Regions from separate parts of the Homo sapiens genome. Here regions 2 and 3 are each linked to region 1. A link is a contact called in ENCODE Hi-C or POLR2A ChIA-PET data. All regions are on one chromosome and are shown on one strand. Each heading gives the region's core, a stretch centred on a gene start or an enhancer-like site at or near the end of the contact. The rest is flanking DNA. Distances are from core to core; before and after follow the strand shown.

Region 1 (3,660 bases), core at 702-3,201:
GGCTTTGTTTACGAAGTATAGAGGAGCCACTAACCACTACAGCCCAGAAATATCCCCAAGGAAAACCCTTTGGTCATTCAGCCCCAACAGGCACTTAGGCCCTGATTATTTTGTTTAAACAATTTAGGTCGGGTGGGGTGGCTCACGCCTGTAATCCCAGTACTTTGGGGGCTGAGGCGGGCGGATCAGGAAGTCAGGAGTTCGAGACCAGCCTGACCAACATGGTGAAACCCCATCTCTACTAAAAATACAAAAATTAGCCAGGCGTGGTGACACGCGCCTGTAATCCCAGCTACTCAGGAGGCTGAGGCAGGAGAATCGCTTGAACCCAGGAGGCGGAGGTTGCGGTGAGCCGAGATGGCGCCACTGCACTCCAGCCTGGGCGACAGAGCAAGACTCCGTCTCAAAGAAAAAACAAACAAACAAACAAATAAAAAAAAAATTGTGACGATTGATTTAAGCATTTACTCACTGTCAGTATCACAGCCTGCAGGAGAAACCTCCAGAGTATATAGCAGTATTATGTGGGAAGTCTCAACTATTAACAAAATATATAAAACCGCTATCCTACATTAAATCCCCAAATCTTCTTCTAACATCTTGGGTTTTTTGTTTGTTTTTGTTTTGTTTGAGACTGAGTCTCTCTCTGTCACCGAAGTTGGAGTGCAGTGGTGCGATCTTGGCTCACTGCCACCTCGGCTTCCCAGGTTCAAGCGATTCTTCTGCCTCAGCCTCCCAAGTAGCTGGGATCACAGGCAAAAAGCTTGGATCACAGGCGTGTGCCACCACGCCCGGCTAATTTTTTAAGGGCCAGGCTGGTCTCGAACTCCTGACCTCAGGTGATCCGCCTGCCTCGACCTCCCAAAGTGCTGGGATTACAGGCGTGAGCCACAGCGCCGGGCCAACTCTCCAAACATCTTGTAGCCTCGGAGTCAAAGACCTTACTGGTTTTGATAGAGACCATCAACCCAACAGTCATCAATAAAAATTTACCCAAGGAGGTGCTCCCCTAAAAGTCGATTTTTTTTTTCTGACAGGTCCATCAATAAAGTATCAAGAGATTATCGGCAATATTACAAATCACTGGAGTCTGTTTGGGGTTTTCCAGAAGCTGAGCCAATTATTTACTTAATTGTCTAACGATTAACGACACCCCTTGTGCTTTCTGGGCCTGAGTTTCGTAATCGACGCCCTGAGAGGTATACAGTAATTTCAAAACAAAACAAAACAAAAAACAATAAACCATCCCTCGGAATAGAGCTTATCATGTGAGCACCCAGACAAGCCAGCTTCAAAATGAGGTGAAAACTACAGTTCCTCTTCCGTTTATCAGAGTTCTAACTGGGACTACCGTGAACCACATCTACTGCCCGAGGGGCAGGGAGAGCTGCCTCAGTCCCGGGCTTCCCTCTCGGTCCCTTCGCACCGCATCTCCCCGAGGCCGCTATTCCCGCCGCGCCCGCCCAGGGACCCGCACCGCCAGCGCCGTACCCTCAGGTTGGCCCGGAGACCCAGACTCTTGGCTAAGTTCTGCAGGTCACTGTACTTGAGGGAGTCCAGCTCCTCTAGAGAGGGGATGATCATCGCGATTCGAAATCCCGGCGATACTCGGAAGATGGATCACCAAACTTCGTCAGCGCGGTTCAAATCCCTGGCGCCACTCTTAACTTTGACTAGGCAGAAATTTATAGACAGTTTAAATGAAGAATGCCGCGCTTCCATTGGTTGAAAATGCCTCAAAGGCGGGGTTTCTAACCCTGACCAATAGAAAGGCTGATTTCCCGTCCCAACAGAGGCGCGCTTTTTTCACACTTCACGAATACGCAGGCGCCAAAGGGCCTGTAACGCCTGTTCAGGTAACGAGTGCGCGGACTCGGACTCCAGTGCTTGGATTGCCCATGATGTCCAATGAGGACGCAGGAGCTGTGCTTGGGGCGGGGCCTGGCGTGTATTCGAAAGGAAGGCGCCGGCTGCGGGAAGATGGCGGCTCAGCCGCTGCGGCATCGCTCACGTTGTGCAACGCCGCCCCGGGGGGACTTTTGTGGTGGCACTGAGAGGGCGATTGACCAAGCTTCTTTTACGACCTCCATGGAGTGGGATACGCAGGTGGTGAAGGGGTCCTCGCCGCTCGGCCCCGCAGGGCTGGGGGCTGAGGAGCCAGCCGCCGGCCCGCAGCTGCCGTCTTGGCTGCAGCCTGAGAGGTGCGCTGTGTTCCAGTGCGCACAGTGTCACGCAGTGCTCGCCGACTCGGTGCACCTCGCCTGGGACCTGTCGCGGTCCCTCGGGGCCGTGGTCTTCTCCAGTGAGTGCAGTGAAGCGTTCGGGAAAGGCAGAGGCTAGCCCGAGAGGGTGTTCCCGCTTTCTCCACCGGGTGGCGGAGAACCACCTGGGGAAGAAAACGGGATGAAAAGTTGGAAGCAAATAACTCCTTGGCCTGGGGATGGGGCAGGGAATCGGGGAGTCTCCTGATATTTACGGCCAGGATGAGTCTGTCTAGAGGAGAGATTTTCCATTTCAAGGCCCGCAGAGTATGGGTTCTGACCCGTGTTTGTCTTCCTAGGAGTTACAAATAACGTCGTTTTGGAAGCGCCCTTCCTAGTTGGCATTGAAGGTTCACTCAAAGGCAGGTACGTATTGATAATTACATTGGTCTCTAGTCCCTGACTTTATGAGACTGAGGATCGTGGAACTGACATGTACGAGGAGAAAACAGTTTGGGATGCTGCTTTTACCTGTTTGACTCTTATATGAACTTGATGTATTAATGAAATGAAAAAGTTGTATTTGTGTATTGGTTTTAGGATCTTCCTGAGGGCCACTTCTCCCAGGTGGCTTGTACAAGTGAAGTGAGGCTAAGAAAGATGTATCTAGTAGTGGACAAAAGAAAAAAATAACCTTTTGGTTTACAGTGAGAATAACATACTATAAACTACAATCCTTTTAGATATTAGAACTTTTTGATACAGGGTCTTGCTCTCGCCCAGGCTGGAGTGCACTGGTGCGCTCATAGCTCACTACAGCCCCTACCTTCCTGGCTCAAGCTATCCTCCCAACCTCACCCTCCGGAGTAGCTGGGACTACAGGCACACAGCACCACTCCCGGCTAATTTTTAAATTTTTTGTAGAGGCCTTAGTATGTTGCCCACGCTTGATATTAGAACTTTTAAGTTTGCGATTATGGTTAGTTTGTAATAAGCTATGCCAGGGCTAATTCTTCAGTAACCCCAGAAACTGGAGAAAAACACAACTAGAATGTTATGTACTTGAATACTGCCTGGTAAACTTTGCGACCTGCCTGTACTATGATTTACAAGTGACAATAAAGTAGTCAGTGAATTTGGTATTGCAAGGCTCCTCAATTTTGAGTTTTGGCTTTAACATTGAGACAATTCATTTCATTCTGACCAGTTTGATTCAACGTTACGGTTAAAATATAGGAATTCTTAGTTGCTTTGTCCAGTAACCAGGAAGATTTCTGCAGCTTGGACAAACTTCAAAAACGGAGTTAGACCCACAGCTCCCTTTCTTTTTCCTGAATAAAAGACACTCCCTATCGCTATAGGAGTCCCCTTCCCACCCAAAGGGGACAAAGCAAGAAGGAGCAATTGCCTGCTTGGAATTGGGTGTATTCTGGGGCCAGAGGCAGAAGGTTCCTGAATG
Region 2 (3,379 bases), core at 747-3,246, 1.2 Mb after region 1:
GGAAACTGGAGTACCTAAGGAAACCCATGCAGACATGCGGAAAACATGAAAACTCCACATACACAGCAGCCCCGCAATGAATTGATTTTTTTTCTCATCAACATTATAACGAAACGATGTTATACCAGGACCTGCTCTATATTGTGTGAACTCTGTAAAGGTAAGGGCTATGCCATTTATTTTTGTATGCCCATGATCTAATACGAGATATAACACTATTATGCCCTGTTTGTTGAATTCATCTGAACTTTCTTCTCTTGCTCTTAAAAATAGTGAATTACACTATCTCAGTTAAATATCCCAAATTGAGCTAAGACTGCCCCCACTTCCTCCCAGACCTGCTCCTCCCACAGTCTTCCTCTTTCTCAAATAAATGGCAATCCCATTCTTCAGTTACCCAAGCCAAAAATCTTAGTGCCAACTTTGATGCCCTTCTCATACCCCTCAGTCAGTCAGCAAGTCCTACTGGTTCTACCTTCAAAATATATACAGAAATCAACCACTTATCATCATCTCCACTGTTTTCCACCTGGCTCAACTCACTTTTGAGCTGAATTATTTCAATAACCTCTTAACTGGTGTCCCTTGCTTCCATCCTTTGCTGCCTTTAGTGTATTCAACACTACAGCCAAAGTGACCCCATTTAAACCCAAGTCAGATTATGTCTTTCCTTTGCTCAAAACCTTCCAATGACTTTTGATTACAACTAGAGTAAAAGCTAAGTCCTTACAATCTGCATCTTCACCATTTTTACATAATATCCTTTTACTCTTCTAGTTAATTCTGCTCCAGTGACAATGGCCTTGGACATGCCAGGTGCAACTTCCTCCCCTAGCTCTCACCCTCAGCCTTTGTACTCTCCTCAGATATAGAACCTCTAGCTTTTGAGATTCCTTCAAGTCTTGACCAAAGTGACATCTCCTCAGTGAGACTCCAGTGTTCAAGTTAAATTGCACCAATCCCCACCCCCAATATTCACTACACCCAGTTGCTTTATTATTTTTTTTAGTACTGACCACATCTCCACCTAACAGTTTGTCTTTATTGTCTGACTCCCCCACCTTCATCCCATGCCAGAACTTAAGCTTCATGAGGGTTGAGATTTTTGTGTCTGTATATTTGCTGCACTCAGAGCTTAGCCAAAAAAATACTTGTTACATGAATGAAAGAGCCCATGACATAGCACTTATCTAGGTATTGCGGGCACCACAGTGAAAACACATACAGATTTCCAACCTAGAACTGCAATATAGTTTTTTTAATACAAGGAAAAGCCGCAAACATGCAGAAAAAGGCTTTTAGATCTCTATGTTATTGGCATAATTTAGATCTCTATGATATTGGCTAAAGGCTTTCAGATCTCTGTGCTATTGGCATAGCACCTGCCATTTGTTGAGCGCTTATTTGGAAGCAGTTACTTAACAAATACTTTGAATTCCCCCAGAACCACGTAAGGCAGCATTAACATCAGCATTTTCCATACAAACGATTTGCCCAAGGTCAAACAACTAGCAGGTGGCTGAGCTGAGTTACAAACAGACAACATTGCAACTTCCAAACTCTTTGTTCCGCTGGGGTCCCGCAGCCTTCTTCGCTTTGAAGCTGGATGCGGCAGGATTCGCACGTGCCCTCAGTCCACTGCGTTTTCACCTCCACCTCCGGCATTCTACTCCAAAAGGAAGGAGGCTCCGGTGGGGTCTGTTCTGACGGTGCCGATCTCCCCCTCGACTGCTCCGAGCGGAGCCTTCTATTACCTACCAGGCCGTGTCCTCTCAGGCCCAGCCCCCAGCAGCTTTCTCCCGTACCTACCTCAGAGCACCCCCTTCCTTCTTCACCGCCGCCATCCTGCATTCCTGGCTCAGGTCCTCGTCCTGCTGCAGGCCTTTCCTCTGGGCCACAGACCGCCTGGGCTTTCTTCCGCAACCTGCCCTCGGAGCTACAGAAGCGACCAAGGCACGTACACGACTCCCTAACAAACCGGCCACCTCAAGCCCACACCCCTAGCCGCCAAGTTTCAAATTTAACGGTCCCGCGCGGTCGACGTGGCCACGCCCCTCCGCTCCTCCGTGCTCTCGCGTCTCGCCCAAGGCATTCTGGGGCTTGTAGTTTATGCCTGTTTAGTCCGCGAACTCGCGGTGCATAATGGGAATTGTAGTTTTTGGGATTCAATGGCCGTGGAAGTGCAGCAGGCTTAGGCAAAACAAATACCCCCAGGTGCTGTCTTGAGTCGCGGCTCGAAGCCGAGTCTCTGAGCCGAGCGAGGAACACTTAAAGCACCAGAACTTCTTTGCTGTTTTGAGTGTTGGGAGATGTCTCTGAGTGCTTGCACTTGGCGTGACTCTTGTAGGGTGACTACCCCTGCTGTCTGCCCCAAATCTCACCCGTCCGGAGTTCTTAGGCCACTGACCTAGCTGTTTCCTGCCCCACCCTTGAATTCAAAAAGCTGGATTCTAGTTCTGTAAAATCATACCAAATGTGCAACCTTAGGCAAGCTACATAATCTTTCTGACCATCAGTTTTCCTCATCTATAAAGTGATGATACTGTCTTGCTTTCTCTTCTGCTCAGTCCACAAGCAGTAAACACAGCCATGCTATGGTTCCCAAGGTGTTACCTCTTTTCCCCTTCAGGGGACTAGCCTTGACTGACATTAAACTGTTTGTTGCAATTTCAATTTTCTGAGGAAGAAATTGTGATAGCTCAGATGTGACCAGGGGAGTAGAGTCTTTTTGTTTGTTTGGTTGGTTGGTTTTGTTTTAGAGACAGGGTCTTCTTCTTGCTCTGTTGCCCAGGCTGGAGTGCAGTAGCCCCATCATGGGGCTACTGCATTCCAGCCTCCAACTCCCGGGGTCAAGTGATCCTCCCACCTCAGCCTCCGCAGTAGCTGCGATTACAGGCATTAGCCACCTTGAGGAAGGAACAGGGTCATTTAAGAAAGCCCAGGTACAGGGGAGTTCTCCTTTATGACTGTGGGGATGGTCAGAGAGGTGGCACTTCCCAGAGGCAGATGCTGAGGATACTGTCCACTACCCTCTGGTTCTTAGTTCCCAGCTTTCTGTCTTTGTTCATGTTATATAAGTCCTTCTTTCCTCTGAATCATCAGGACTCTTGATTCCAAAGAAGTAGAAATCCAACTTAAATCGGCCTACTCAGAAAAGGGAATTTACTGTCTTTTATATATAAAAGACTTCAGATAAAGCTTAACCCAGGACTCATGTGGACTGGGCCTCTCTCCATTTCTCGCCTCTACTCTTGTTGTTGGCTTATTGTCATTCTCCATTGGGTAACAGATTCACGACTTTATCCTTACAGGTTCAAATTCAGACTTAGGAGTCACCCTGCTTAACCCCTTCCTCCCAAACAGTCACTGGGGATAGTGG
Region 3 (3,607 bases), core at 225-2,724, 1.6 Mb before region 1:
AAAACAATTTGGCAACATCTTTATGTTTGCATAGAACAAGATGAGCTGCATCATCACTTGCCTTTAATGTACATTTTGTCCTGCTTTCAATCCAAGGATCTGGACATGACAGAGAGTAGAGATGCCTGCTGTTTTTAAAAAGAATGGCAAGAGGCTGTGGCACTTCCTGAGCAAGAAGAAACAGATTCTATAGGAACAGTTCCAAGATTGAATATAGGATTAGTCATTTACCTTTCTATATTCTTAATCAGCTTTAATGACAATGTCACTTGAGTGAAGAAAAGGATTTAAAGTAAAAATGAAGTTCATAATTCATTACATTCTTTCCATTCATGGCAGAACCCTGGGGATCATTGTGATTCTTAAGTAGAAAGGACATTAGATGTGGGGCGTATGAGAGACCTGAGTTTTGGTTTTGCCACTGATTAGTTTATAGCCTTAGGAAAGCTGTTTAGCGTTTTTCATGTGTTTTCTCTACTGTACACTGGTGGGCAAAGATGGGAGAGGTGCTTAATCTTAAGGTTTTCCTTCGCCAAAGCGACTGACACAACACTAAATAGAAACGCATCCTGCACAGCGTCCTTGCTCCGCCCTCCTCGCTTTTCTTTGAAAGTCTTTGAGCACCTCCCGCATACACTTGCTCAGCATCGCATACTGGTGTGCACCGGGGCTGGCCATTGAGTCTTTAGCTGGTGGTGTTTCACAAAGGGAATGAAATCTTGTTCTTGGGTTGTGAAACCGTAAGGACACTCCGGTCTCCAAGTTGACATTCGTTTATGGAAGTGCCCATCTCCTTTCCTCGTCACACCTAAGGCCCTTCCCCAGTCCCCCAAAGATGATTAGCTTCACGTTAGGCGGTTCTGGGGACGGCGCCAATTTGCGGGATGCTGTCAGCGCTGATGCTGAGGAAGAGGATGGATCCTTAAGGCTTGCAGGGCCTCACGATTTGGGCCCTTCATCGCGACTGCCTCAGTGTGTAATTTCGTATCGTGACAAAGCATTTCCGATTTTATTCCGAAAAGCCCAACCATGGGGTCCCAACCATCCCTCTATAACCAATTTAACTGTCACGCTAGGAGAACACCTATGTGCGCAAACTACTTGTCTCGGAAGCCCTACTTCTCTCCTCGGGACAGGCGGGGAGTTGCGGCTATGGCTGGAACTACGAGGCCCAGAATTCCTAGGCGCATGCGCGCTGCCATTGTGATGCTCCTTTCCCGGTAACTCGCCCTCTCAGGCAAACCTGAAGATAGCGGCAATTCTCCGGTGGGGGGCGGAGACGGTTTCTGCCCGACTCTCCGCCCCCTTCGTGATAGGCAATGGGACTAGCCAACCGACGCTGCGAGTTCGGAACGCACTCTCCAATCAGCACCTGTAGCGGAGAGGTGGGCGTGCGCGCTGGCAGGGCAGGTGGGCTAGGCTGTGTCGGGTTACGAGGGGGGAGAATAACGTCGGGTCGGGTCAGCGGGCTCTGCAGTAGTCGCCGCAGCGGCGATGGGAGCGGTGGGGACGAGGCGGCGGCGGCGGCAGGAGGGGGAGCAGGTGCTGGCACAAGAGCAGCGGCTTGGGGGAGCCGGCAGCAGCAGTAACAGCAGCAGCAGCCGCCGCCGCCGCCGCCAGTAAACGCGGACGGTACCCCAGGGGACTACCCAGCCGGCCGGCCCTGGAAGCCGCGCTCGGGTCCCGCCGCAGTCGGCGGTGGGGGATGGGCAGGCAGTGGCGGTCCCGCCTGCCGAGGGTTAACCCCCGCCGGTCCCGGTCCTGAGCTGGACCAGAGCCCTCCTCCAGAAACCCCTGCGTCCGCCACGGCCCAGGTAGGACACACCCCCCGACCCCCCAGGGCGCCGCCCTCCCCCAGTCTCGACCCCCTCCTCCGGCCGCACCCCTCGCCGAGTGACCGAGCCTGCTGAGGAGGGGAGGGGTACCGGGGACTTTCAGTTCGCTGCAAGCCCGGGGCTCGTGCCAGACCCCGTCACTCTCCATCTCGGAGATCGTTCTGGTTCTGCCCGATTTCCCCGAAGGCTGCCGCCTCGTTTTGCCCCAGGCTTTGGGTGTCTTCACTGAACTTGGAGGGTCACGAAGCTTCGTTCTGCGTCTCTCTCTGTGGGTGACCCACATATCACTTGTACCCATGCCACTTCTGGTACCAGCACCGAACACGAAGGATTCCTAGGAAATCTGAGCGCTTATTTCCCACCCCGCCTCCCCAACTATCATGGAAAGGAACATGGGACTACTGAATCTGTTTGCTGTGTTGTAACGACAGTGAAGGCCGCGACTTTCTTGTACTTAGGGTGCTGAAGTAATGATCTGAGGGATTTGCTCGTCATTTGCTGTGGCAGAGATGATGTTGACACCCTGGGATGCTGTGGGAGGGACAAAAGACTCACGTATATGTTCTGTCAAATCGGAGAAGTAAATAATCCATTGGGATGCCAGGATACTTTATTCTACAGCGAAGTTAATTTTGTATCCGTCGAGGCTACAGTAGAGGTAAAAATGACATTGAGTTGTACTTTGCTTTGAATTAAAGTTGATGGGTAGCAGCAATCCTGGTATTAACTCTTCTCTCTCATCGCTTTAGAAATTATTCTTTCTTTGAACATTAAAGAGGACAGTTTTATTATACACTTCTAATAATGTGAAGATGTTTTGTAATTCAGTAGAAATTGAGTTTCTGTGTGTGTAGGAGGGTCATGTTATGAATGGGCACATGTAGACACACACGCAGAGGGAGGATCCACTCAGTGTGTTTTGTTAACAATGTTTGGTTCTGAGCCATTGATAATAGTTGCATTGGTATCTAAACCCTGATTTGCCACAGTATAACACAAAGATGTGTTGGCTGTGTACCTTTGGCTAAATGGAATAGAATAAAGTTCATTTGGGGATAGAAGGGGGAAATGATTTTAACTTATCAAGGGAATTGAATGCTATGTATTGCTTGCTTTATTTCCTTTTTTTTTTTAAATAAAGAAGCAGTAATGATGACAAATATAGCTTAATATGATTAATCTTGAGGCATTTGTCTGAAGTCAAAAAATGTTTCAAATAATGTGTGTGTTATATTGTGATCTATGCAAATTGAAAACATTGAAGGAAATCTTTGATTTAGAAGCTTATGTTTTCCTGTATGATAACATTTTATCAAGACACCGAAGGGGACATATGAAGCATGGTTTTAAAGGAAAGTTTCTCTTAACATTTTTCTTTTATGATAGAATGTTAGGAAATGCTTTCTTCCCTCTTCCAGTTTTAGACACAGAAGAAATTAAAGTCCATAACTTCATTAATTTAATATATAATATCAAGTTGATGCAAATTTGTACATTGGTTAGGGGGCTGAGAATAATATATCTTGCTCATTATCTTGTACTATGGTTAATACATAATTTAGTAAATTCTCTATTGCATTATATATGACTTTAGATTGTTGTATCTTCTTTTGATTTTAAGTGTTGATTATTTTAATACTTCAGGAAATCTTCAAGAGGTTAGACCTCATTTGCTTTAGCAAATTGAACTCAATTATGTGGGGCTTCAAGTATCTTTAAATGTAATACTAGAAGGGAAGTTTGCATAATTTAGACCATTTTCGAGCGTATTT

The links. Hi-C counts contacts between places; a loop is a spot of excess contacts on that map. ChIA-PET counts read pairs that join two places held with the same protein, here RNA polymerase II (POLR2A). Pooled maps may share reads with other maps.
Region 2: a pooled map shows a loop between it and region 1 (11-fold over the local background). The contact joins the promoter of BUB1B here to the promoter of OIP5 in region 1. A Hi-C loop is called at or near these places in 6 of 50 pooled maps. POLR2A ChIA-PET finds 5 or more read pairs at or near these places in 2 of 52 experiments (activated CD4-positive, alpha-beta T cell and activated CD4-positive, alpha-beta memory T cell).
Region 3: a map of CD8-positive, alpha-beta T cell shows a loop between it and region 1 (7-fold over the local background). The contact joins the promoter of TTBK2 here to the promoter of OIP5 in region 1. A Hi-C loop is called at or near these places in 1 of 168 maps with a recorded cell type or tissue (CD8-positive, alpha-beta T cell) and 7 of 50 pooled maps. POLR2A ChIA-PET finds 5 or more read pairs at or near these places in 1 of 52 experiments (GM12878).

The regions. Positions count from the first base shown.
Region 1 is chr15:41,330,882-41,334,541 of GRCh38, reverse strand. OIP5 (Opa interacting protein 5) reads left to right here and starts at 1,951. Exons shown (of 5, transcript NM_007280.2): 1 at 1,951-2,302; 2 at 2,561-2,627. The coding sequence starts at 1,981. It overlaps NUSAP1 (nucleolar and spindle associated protein 1), which reads right to left and starts at 1,661. Exons shown (of 11, transcript NM_016359.5): 1 at 1,492-1,661. The coding sequence starts at 1,584. RefSeq lists an enhancer at 1,938-2,197.
Region 2 is chr15:40,159,686-40,163,064 of GRCh38, reverse strand. It overlaps BUB1B (BUB1 mitotic checkpoint serine/threonine kinase B), which reads right to left and starts at 1,996. Exons shown (of 23, transcript NM_001211.6): 1 at 1,810-1,996. The coding sequence starts at 1,844. RefSeq lists enhancers at 841-1,605, 1,613-1,742, 1,763-1,862.
Region 3 is chr15:42,918,645-42,922,251 of GRCh38, reverse strand. TTBK2 (tau tubulin kinase 2) reads left to right here and starts at 1,474. Exons shown (of 15, transcript NM_173500.4): 1 at 1,474-1,814. RefSeq lists enhancers at 853-952, 1,155-1,655, 1,656-2,156 and a silencer at 1,473-1,882.